Linked DNA regions of Homo sapiens: region 2 is linked to region 1. Evidence: chromatin contacts called from ENCODE Hi-C data. All regions are on one chromosome and are shown on one strand. The core of a region is the stretch at or near the end of the contact, and the rest is flanking DNA. Distances in the headings are between cores, read along the strand shown. Region 1 overlaps SPAG16 (sperm associated antigen 16). Region 2 has its middle 82 kb from the start of MREG.

Region 1 (4,282 bases), core at 651-3,150:
TATTTAATGTGCTGAGCATAGACTATTTGGGCAGAAGTTTTGCATCTTATCTATCTACAGACCTGCCCTTGCTTTGAGCCCTTGCCTATTCAAATCAGGAGATGCTATTGAAGATCTTCCTAGCTGTATAACTATATTCCTGAGATACTCCACTATTTTCTTGGGATGTGGAATTGTGAGTTATCTATCACAAAAGTCTTCATTTGTTATATGCACCACATACAGCAGAAACTACTCAATATTCTTTGTGTGGATAGACTCCTTTCCTAGTTTCCAGTACTGGTGCAGACCTTTAGATTTTCTCGATTTTTATAATGCTTTGGTTATTTGTACAGTTTCCGGGTAGGGCAGATGAAGGTGAATCATTGAATTTCTTAGTTGACTCAGCCATATTTTTATAACTTTCTCTACTATATTTTCCAATTTATATTATGAATTAAGAAGAAAAAATTATAAAGCCCTGGGCAATGACAGATCAAAAAGAAAACTGCATAACATTCTCAGTTATACTATATATATGCAGAAATCTGAAAAATATTAGTAATGTGTTAATATAATAAAACCATAACCAAGTAGGATTTATTCTAAGAAAGCAAGGGTGGTTATATGTTAGAAACTCTACTGATATAATATAGACTTAATTACATCAGTATATTGATATATCAAAAGAGGGAATCTATATGATCAGCTCATTTGATGCTAAAAAGACAAAAAACAATACTTACTAGGTGAGGAAATATTCCAGTTTTCTAGAAATAGTAAAATATTCCTAATACTGGAGTAAAACAAATAAATGGCTGGAACCGACTAGAAAAAAAATTGCTTTTGTATATATTAAAGCTACGAAGATCTATGTTATAAATCACATAATTCAAAGCAGTGGAGAAAGAATGACATTTGATAAGTAGCCTTTGGACAACTGGCTTAGTATTTGGAAAACAATAAAGATCTACTCCATACCATATGCCAAAATGAATTACATTTGTTGTAAACAAACAAGAATTACAGAAAAAGATAAGTAAATATTCATCTGGTATCAGAGTAGGGGCATCTTTTCTAAATATAAAAATAAGAAATAAAACATTAGGGAAAGTATAGGTATATTTGATCACACAGAAGCATAAACATACTTATGCATTACAAGTATAAAAATTAAAAGGCAAATAACAAACTTGAAAAATACTTGTTGCAAGGAAAAAACTCATGGTCTTAATGCACAAAGAGGTATTTCAAACCAATCAGAAAAAAAAAAAAATTCCCCAAGAGGAAAATGTGCAAAGGATAAAAATAGGCAATTAAAAAAGAGAAGAAACACAAAATTGCCAAAACACATATAAAAATAAACTTAACTATACTCACAATTCAATGTTATTAACCAAAGTTACAATCTCCAGTTTATTGAACAAAGAGTCTCAGTGAGAAGCTCCTGGCCTTGCCTTGGTTGATATAAAGAACCTAATTATCCTAAGCATTTGTCTGTTGTCTATCTGATATTGGACATTAGAAAGGTACCTACATTCTGAGATTTTTAATAAAATCTATGATTTTTTTTAGAAAATTTAGGTTCTTCAGTATATATGAGTAGATATAGAAGTTTCTAAAATACTGAGGGCTTAAAAACAACAAAAAAAAAGGTGACAGAAGGGAACAAGCTTAGACTAATGAGACCTCATTTATCATGTTCCTCCTGATAATGCTTTTACCACCCATCTCCCTTGGTCATATGATTTTAGGTTGGCACTGGAATGAGGGTGAAGGGATAGAATTGGATGGGAACTAGTGACTTTCTGTTTAAGGCAGCTCTGAGTAAACCACTCTCTGACTCATCCTTGGACCAGGCTTTTGCCTGACTCATAGTTTAAGGGAGCTGTCACCCAGACAATAAAATCTCCTTAGATGCTATCTGCCAAACAGTCCTTGCTTAGTTACAACTGTGGGGGAAAGAGTCATGAAAGCAAAACCAGACATCGCTCCGGTTGAAATATCAAAAAGGAAAGTGGCAACCTAAACTCTGTGATGTTTATAACACAGACTGCCAATAACAAAATGGTGTTTCTAGGGAAAAATTAAACCCTTTCAATGGCCTCAAAGAAATTAGCAGCTTAACAATATACACGTATCGGAATGATTAAAACCATTCTCAAGCCTTATAAAAATATATGCAAAAAGATTTAAGTGTCCTTCAAAGATTTTGCATTTTATCTTATGTAGGAAATAATCACACAGAAAATTTGTGGAAGGGCAAAACTATATGGAATGTAATTTGATCTTATGAAATATATTTTAAAAGCATATACAACTTGGGTATTTAGAAACACAGGCTTTATGATTTCTTTTGTCCTAAGTGGCATGTCTTTAGAGTATATATAATGCAACGAATTTCTGAGGTCATTTTGACCTTTACTTCTTAGGGAATAAAGTATTATTCTTCTGTAAAGAAGTTCATAGTTTAATGGATAAGGTGTCAGGGAAAAAAAAATGAGACTAAGCAAGAATACCCTGGTTCTTGGGCTCTCCGTTATAAATAATGCTCTCATTAAAATTCTGCTTCGGAAGAAAGGCAAGTCCATTAGTCTGGGAGCTAATTTTTACTGGCTCCTTGGATGTATGCATATTAAAAATTCAGCTTTTATAATTGCCAGTCATCAACCACCTAGTCAATGCTGTTCTTGGAGATTTTAATTATTTACTTCATTTGCATAGACACTCCAATTTATGATCAACCATTTAGTTATCAAGGGACAGTTTGATAATTTTTCTTTTACATTTTTATTTATCCTTTTTATATTCCTAGGAAAAGCTCTGAGTCAGACCTTGTACCACAGTGAGTCTTATTAGAAAATAAAAACCATGGCCACCTCCATGAGTACTATGTGGGAACCATGGTTACTGATAAAACTTGGGCAAATTAGGGTTTTATTAGAACAAATCAAGGCTCTATGTCCAGTTAAAATATGCCTTTTATTCTGAGTTCAACATAATGGTTTGTGTAAAAATATCTAATAATACAGTACACACCAATAGTGCTTATTTTCTGTAATTCCCTTTCAGGAATGAATCCTTTCTGAAAAATAATCACAAAATGGCATACTGGGCAACTAAAATACAGTCACATATTATTTATCATCCCAATATTTGTATGATCTCTTGTTATGAATTTGCATCATTGTTTCCATTTTTAAGAACTGATTGATAGACACCAGAAATTAAGTGACTAGCTTTAATGTCTTAGGAGCCAGTGATAGTTGTGGAAATAAATTCTGTGTTCCATCCTTATACAACAGGACATTTTCTGTTATACTGCACGGCTTCCATATAGATGCAGTGTTTTCTCATCACTTTCCAAAAAAAAATATTTTGAAGGTTAAATTCTAATTTGAATTCTATTTACAAAGTAACACATTATTTTTTATAGTTTTTATGTCTCTAATCACTGAAGAATGTTTTATAATATCTCTTTGCCCCACTTACAGCTAACATGGTGTCAGACTTGGTGGAAATACGGTGAGAAAGTAGGGGCCCAAAAAGTAAATAAAGAAACCACAATGACATTTACTTAGGACGTTTGATAGCATGAAAATAATATTTCAACAAAATCCTGGCAAGGACCATCTTGAAAAGACCCGGATGTATTCACATCCAGACTATTTTACTTGTATATCATTATGATAGCATTCTTAAAATTTTAGTTTTTTTTTTTTCAGAAAGACATACACATACCCATATGCCTAAAAATCCTTTTCTTATCTTTGCCCAAATTTTGAGTATATTTTATAAGTGTACGCAATAGTAATACCTCTCCTGAATTACCCTTAATTTGGGAAATATCTACCTTGCTTCTCAGGTGGACCAGTGTCCCACATATTTTGGCTTTATGCATGCAGTAGAGCTGATTCTTCCCCAAATCTAATCAAAACTGCCTTTAATATTTGATGTTCACAATAAGGACTACTATTAAAACCTCCATTTCTATTGTGTGCTACACAATGTTTGATACAATATACATATTTTCTAAAAAGAGTAAAATATTGAAAAGGCTTCATATTCTCCTCTAAGAAACAACCTAATTATTGAACAAAACCAGTGCTTTGTCTATCAGCTGTGTTCTGCTACTGGCTCTGGAACAATGAAAGTGATGGATTTGTAATCACTGGTCTTATTGCTCTCCCTCCCTCTTCACTATCTGGAGGCTTTCTTCACATAGAAAGCTGAAAAGTTAATGTGAATGGAACCAAACAGCACCACCTGGAAAGCGTGGGAATTGATTGCTGAGGCTTCCTGC
Region 2 (4,282 bases), core at 633-3,132, 1.9 Mb before region 1:
ATTAATAAGCTTTGAGTAAGAATGACATACATCTGACACATAGTTTACTGAGTGAAAGAGATGGAGAGGAATCTTCATTTTATTCTCTGATAAGCCATACAAATGACATTTCAGCCATAAGGGCTGGCTTCCAGGCTTTTTGTTGTTTAGAAGATGCTGTTATTATTACTATTATTTTGAGATGGAGTTTCACTCTTGTTGCCCAAGCTGGAGTGCAATGGCACGATCTTGGCTCACTGCAACTTCCTCCGCCTCCCGGATTAGAGTGTTTCTCCTGCCTCCACCTCCTGAGTAGCTGGGATTACAGGCGCTCACCACCATGCCCAGCTAATTTTTTGTATTTTTAGTAGAGACGGGTTTCACCATGTTGGCCAGGCTGGTCGTGAACTCCTGACCTCAGGTGATCCACCTGCCTCGGCCTCCCAAAGTGCTGGGATTACAGGCATGAGCCACTGTGCCCGGGCTTATTATTTTTATAATCTAGGTAAACAAGTAGTTTCCAACCATAACAAATGCTGGCCTTTTGGTTGGGGTAGTTTGGAATATACCCAATTATGCTTTCTCAGTGAATGAAGTGAATGAATGAATAATTATAGAGGAAGCTCCAAGGCACATGGTGTTAGGAAGATACTGCCCACTGACTCTCCTTTCAGTAAACCTTCAGATTTTTGCTGGCACTGTCACCAGTAACTTGCATCTATGGGCAGACAGGTGGGCAGCCCCCGGGAGGGCTCAGGAGGGTATAAAATCTCTCAGAATGGCAAGGAGAATTTCCCAAAGGATCTGATGGCATCCTCAGCCAAAGACATAATGCCATCAGCAAAGTGGTGAGGATGAAGGCAGGGCACCTTGGTGGGTATAGAAAACAAGGGAAGCTTGTCTTTCCAACTGCCAAAATGCTGCTAAGCCTCCCCCTTTTTGTAGCTCTCTGTGTCCGCTAGGTTACATCTTAACCTGTATTAATGTACCTTGTATCCTTTGCCCAGGTCTGTTGGGTGCCTTTCTGTCACTTTTCTCCTAAAGAAAACAGATCCAAGTTTAAAAGGCTTCTGTTATTCTAGGAGGACCTAGGTCTCTGCAGATAAGCCTCAGCAGCTGGGAGTGGCACGGGGCTGGGGCCAATAGGGTGGGGGGCCAAGGAGAGTGGGGTGAGGAGAGGCAAGGGAAGGGTGGGAGTTCTGGATGGCTGAGTGCCTGTAGGTCTGGTTTTTCTACACCAACCCCCCTTTAAAGAGATCAGCTATAGATTATGTATATGTATCTATTCTTTGTAACATTGTCATTCCAAATATCTCATGTTTTTCCCTTAAATCATTTCATTGCTGGGGAAAAATGGTGAAAATCACTGGCATACACAGATCCAAAATCACCCCTTATTTATAGATTGTAGCCGATTAAATAGTTTCCCCAGAATTCACTATTCACTGAAGAGTTCAGGGTGTCCAGAAAAAAGTTAAGGCAAAAGCAGGATTATTTCCAACAATTAACACAATCTATTCCGTTTACTCCAGAGAAGGCTGATAAACCACCTTAGAGGGCTTCTGCCCTTCAGGGACTCTCAGGCACATAGTCCTGTCTTTGAGTTTGAGTCTGAGGGGAAGCTGAGATGAGGCTGAGATGCAGGTGAGATGCATGCCAAGGCTGTGTGATGTTCCGTCTCTCTGGAATTAGGACAACCTGCGTCCTTCTCCTGTGAACATCTATGGAAGCAGCACCATAAACACTCGGGTGAGTGCTTCTCAATGATTTCCACGAGTGGATAAATGTAACTGATTTGCCTCTTACAATAACACACAGATCCTCCCATCTCCAACGAGGGGCTTTGCAGGATTCTGATTGAACACTAGATGCCGCTGTTGACTCACTCTGTGTTCTGTGAGCTTCAAGATCTCATCCCTCAGTCCCCATCAGGAGAGACAATTTTTAAAAGCCTGAGTCAATTAACGAAGTTCTGTCTATTTTTCCTCATTTAGTGATTGATTTAGAGGGTTTTTATTTATTCATTTTTTGGTGAATTTCAGAGGTTGTCTTTTTCTTGGAGAACATTTGGAAATTGGCAGAAAATGAAACAACGAAAGGGCATCGATGTCTTTTAAAGAAGAAAGGTCAACTCAGACTAAAGGCTTGTAAATAAGATCATTTTTGGATTTCTGAGTTTCTGCCCCAGAAAAAATTCAAGTAACTCTCAGGCCTACCTGTTTCTCTAGTTCTGTAGCATGCCAAATTGTGTTTGTCTTCGGCATGTATTTGAATATTATAATCTGAGATATGCCGGATAGCTGCCTCTACTGCATTCCAGGTTGCTAGTGTCATTATTGGTTTTCTACTTTCTAAAGCAACTTTTTACTTTGGCAAATTTTTAAAACAAAAGGGGAAAGACTAGTGAAGTGTGCTCCAAATACCCATTCCTTTGAAACCTACCAAATTTTAAATAATTATCGAATTAATTTTCCTCTTAGGCAGGGTGGTAAAGGGGATGCCTCTCTCAAAAGGCAGATTACTAAAAGTGATTTGGAAACACAGAACATTGCAAATAAAACCGGAGAGCCCTTGCTTCATTTTTCTGTCTTCAAAATTCCTTGATTCTTCCAGAACAAATATGACTCAGACTTGGAGAGAGCTTTATCTCTGTGCTTCAATAGCAAAAGTACTCAGAACATTTATCATATTGCATTGAAATACACGTTTACATTACTGTGTCCCTGTCCCCCAGAAAAGAAGACCTCTTTTAGGGTAGCACCAAATCCTGGTCAACTACAAATCCTGGTCGTCTTTGTATCCCTGTGACCTGATCTTTTCATAGTGATCGCGCCACTGCACTCCATCTTGGGCAACAGAGTGAGACCCTGTCTCAAACAAAAACAAAAACAAAAAGCAAATATTTATAGAAGGTGTTTGAATAAAAAGAAAAGATTGGATCCAGTTTCTAGTGGGTAAGGCAGATGAGAACAGAGTAGACAAACAAACAAGGTAACTACAATTTGCAAGCAGTGCTGTAACAGGAACACTGGATGAGATAAGGTGGAACTGAGTGGGGCCCCTCTGCACAGGGTGGTCAGGGGCCTCTTCTCTGAGAGAGGTCTGAGTTGGGACCCTTAAAGGATGAGTCACAGCCAGTCAGTCATGCAAAGATGTGAAGGAAGAGGGGCCCAGGCAGAGGGAACAGCAAGTGCAAAGGGCTGGAGGCGATAAAGGCTTTGGCATAGCTGAGGGCGAAAGGGAGCAGAGCATGTCTGGAGTAGCTTAGGGGGTCATGATGAGCAGAGCGCTGGAGGCACGAGGAAGGGTGGATCTTCAGTTCCTGCCTTGTGCGACCAGAGAAGGGTGTCTGCCTTGGAGAGCCAGGAGCTGACTTATGTTGTGAAACAATAACTTGCCATGCATTGCGAATGGATCAGAGGATGGCAAGAATGGGAACAAGATGTGTCAGAATTGAGAGAGGGTGATGGTTTGGACTAGGTTGGTGGCATTGAGGAGGAGCATAAATGGGTGAAGTGTGAGGTGTATTTTGGAGAGGTAATGGACAGGAGTTGCTGATGCATTTGAATTTGGGGGATGGTGCAGGAAGAGGAGAAATCAAGGATGACTCATAGCTTTCTAGCTGTGGCAGAGTGTGGGGCCATTTGCTGAGTTAAGGATGTCTGGGAGAAGAGGCTAGATCAGAACAGAATCAATTTTGGATCATTTTGATGAAACACCATGAGTTCCTCCCCAGACCCCCAACAATTGGAGAACTTATTTTGTTTCTAAGCACAATATTCTAAGTAGAATATTGTGGGGGTTTTTTTGGTAACAGCTTCATTGAGGTATAATTCACATACTATGCAATTCACCTATTTTAAGTATATAATTCAATGGTTTTCAGCATATCCACAGAGTTGCAATCAATTTTAGAATATTTTCATTACCCTAAAAGAAACTGTACCCTATTGCAGTCACACCTCCTTCATTCTTCACATCTACCCTCCTCATCCTAAACCCTAGGCAGCCACTAACGTAGTTTCTGTTTCTAGATTTATGTGTTGTGGACGTTTGTGTAAGTGGAACCTATGGTTATATGGGACCCTTGTTCCTGACTTCTTTCACTTAGTATAATGTCTTGAAGATTCAACCGTATTGTCGCATGAATCATAATTGTATTCCTTTGTATTGTGGAATAATTTCCTTCATTTTTATGAAATAATATTGCATACAATATTATAACATTTTATGCATCCATTTATCAGTTAATGGGCATTTGGGTTTGTCTTAGTCTGTTTGGCTGCCACAACACTCGCTTCAG

What was found. A loop is a pair of places that touch in the nucleus more often than their neighbours do. Pooled maps may share reads with other maps.
Region 2: a loop to region 1 is called in a map of PC-3, with 5 times the contacts of the local background. The contact joins two enhancer-like sites. A Hi-C loop is called at or near these places in 2 of 168 maps with a recorded cell type or tissue (HCT116 and PC-3) and 1 of 50 pooled maps.

What each region holds. Positions count from the first base shown.
Region 1 is chr2:214,067,054-214,071,335 of GRCh38, reverse strand. All of the region lies in intron 13 of SPAG16 (sperm associated antigen 16), which reads right to left. Among named protein-coding and RNA genes, the nearest start is that of MIR4438, 310 kb to the right of the region's middle. Within about 2 kb of position 1,900, at least 2 of the 41 ENCODE cell types and tissues checked have a DNase peak (open chromatin) inside an H3K27ac peak, as active enhancers do; they include PC-3, where a contact is called at or near this core.
Region 2 is chr2:215,929,016-215,933,297 of GRCh38, reverse strand. No RefSeq gene overlaps it. Among named protein-coding and RNA genes, the nearest start is that of MREG, 82 kb to the left of the region's middle. Within about 2 kb of position 1,882, at least 2 of the 41 ENCODE cell types and tissues checked have a DNase peak (open chromatin) inside an H3K27ac peak, as active enhancers do; they include PC-3, where a contact is called at or near this core.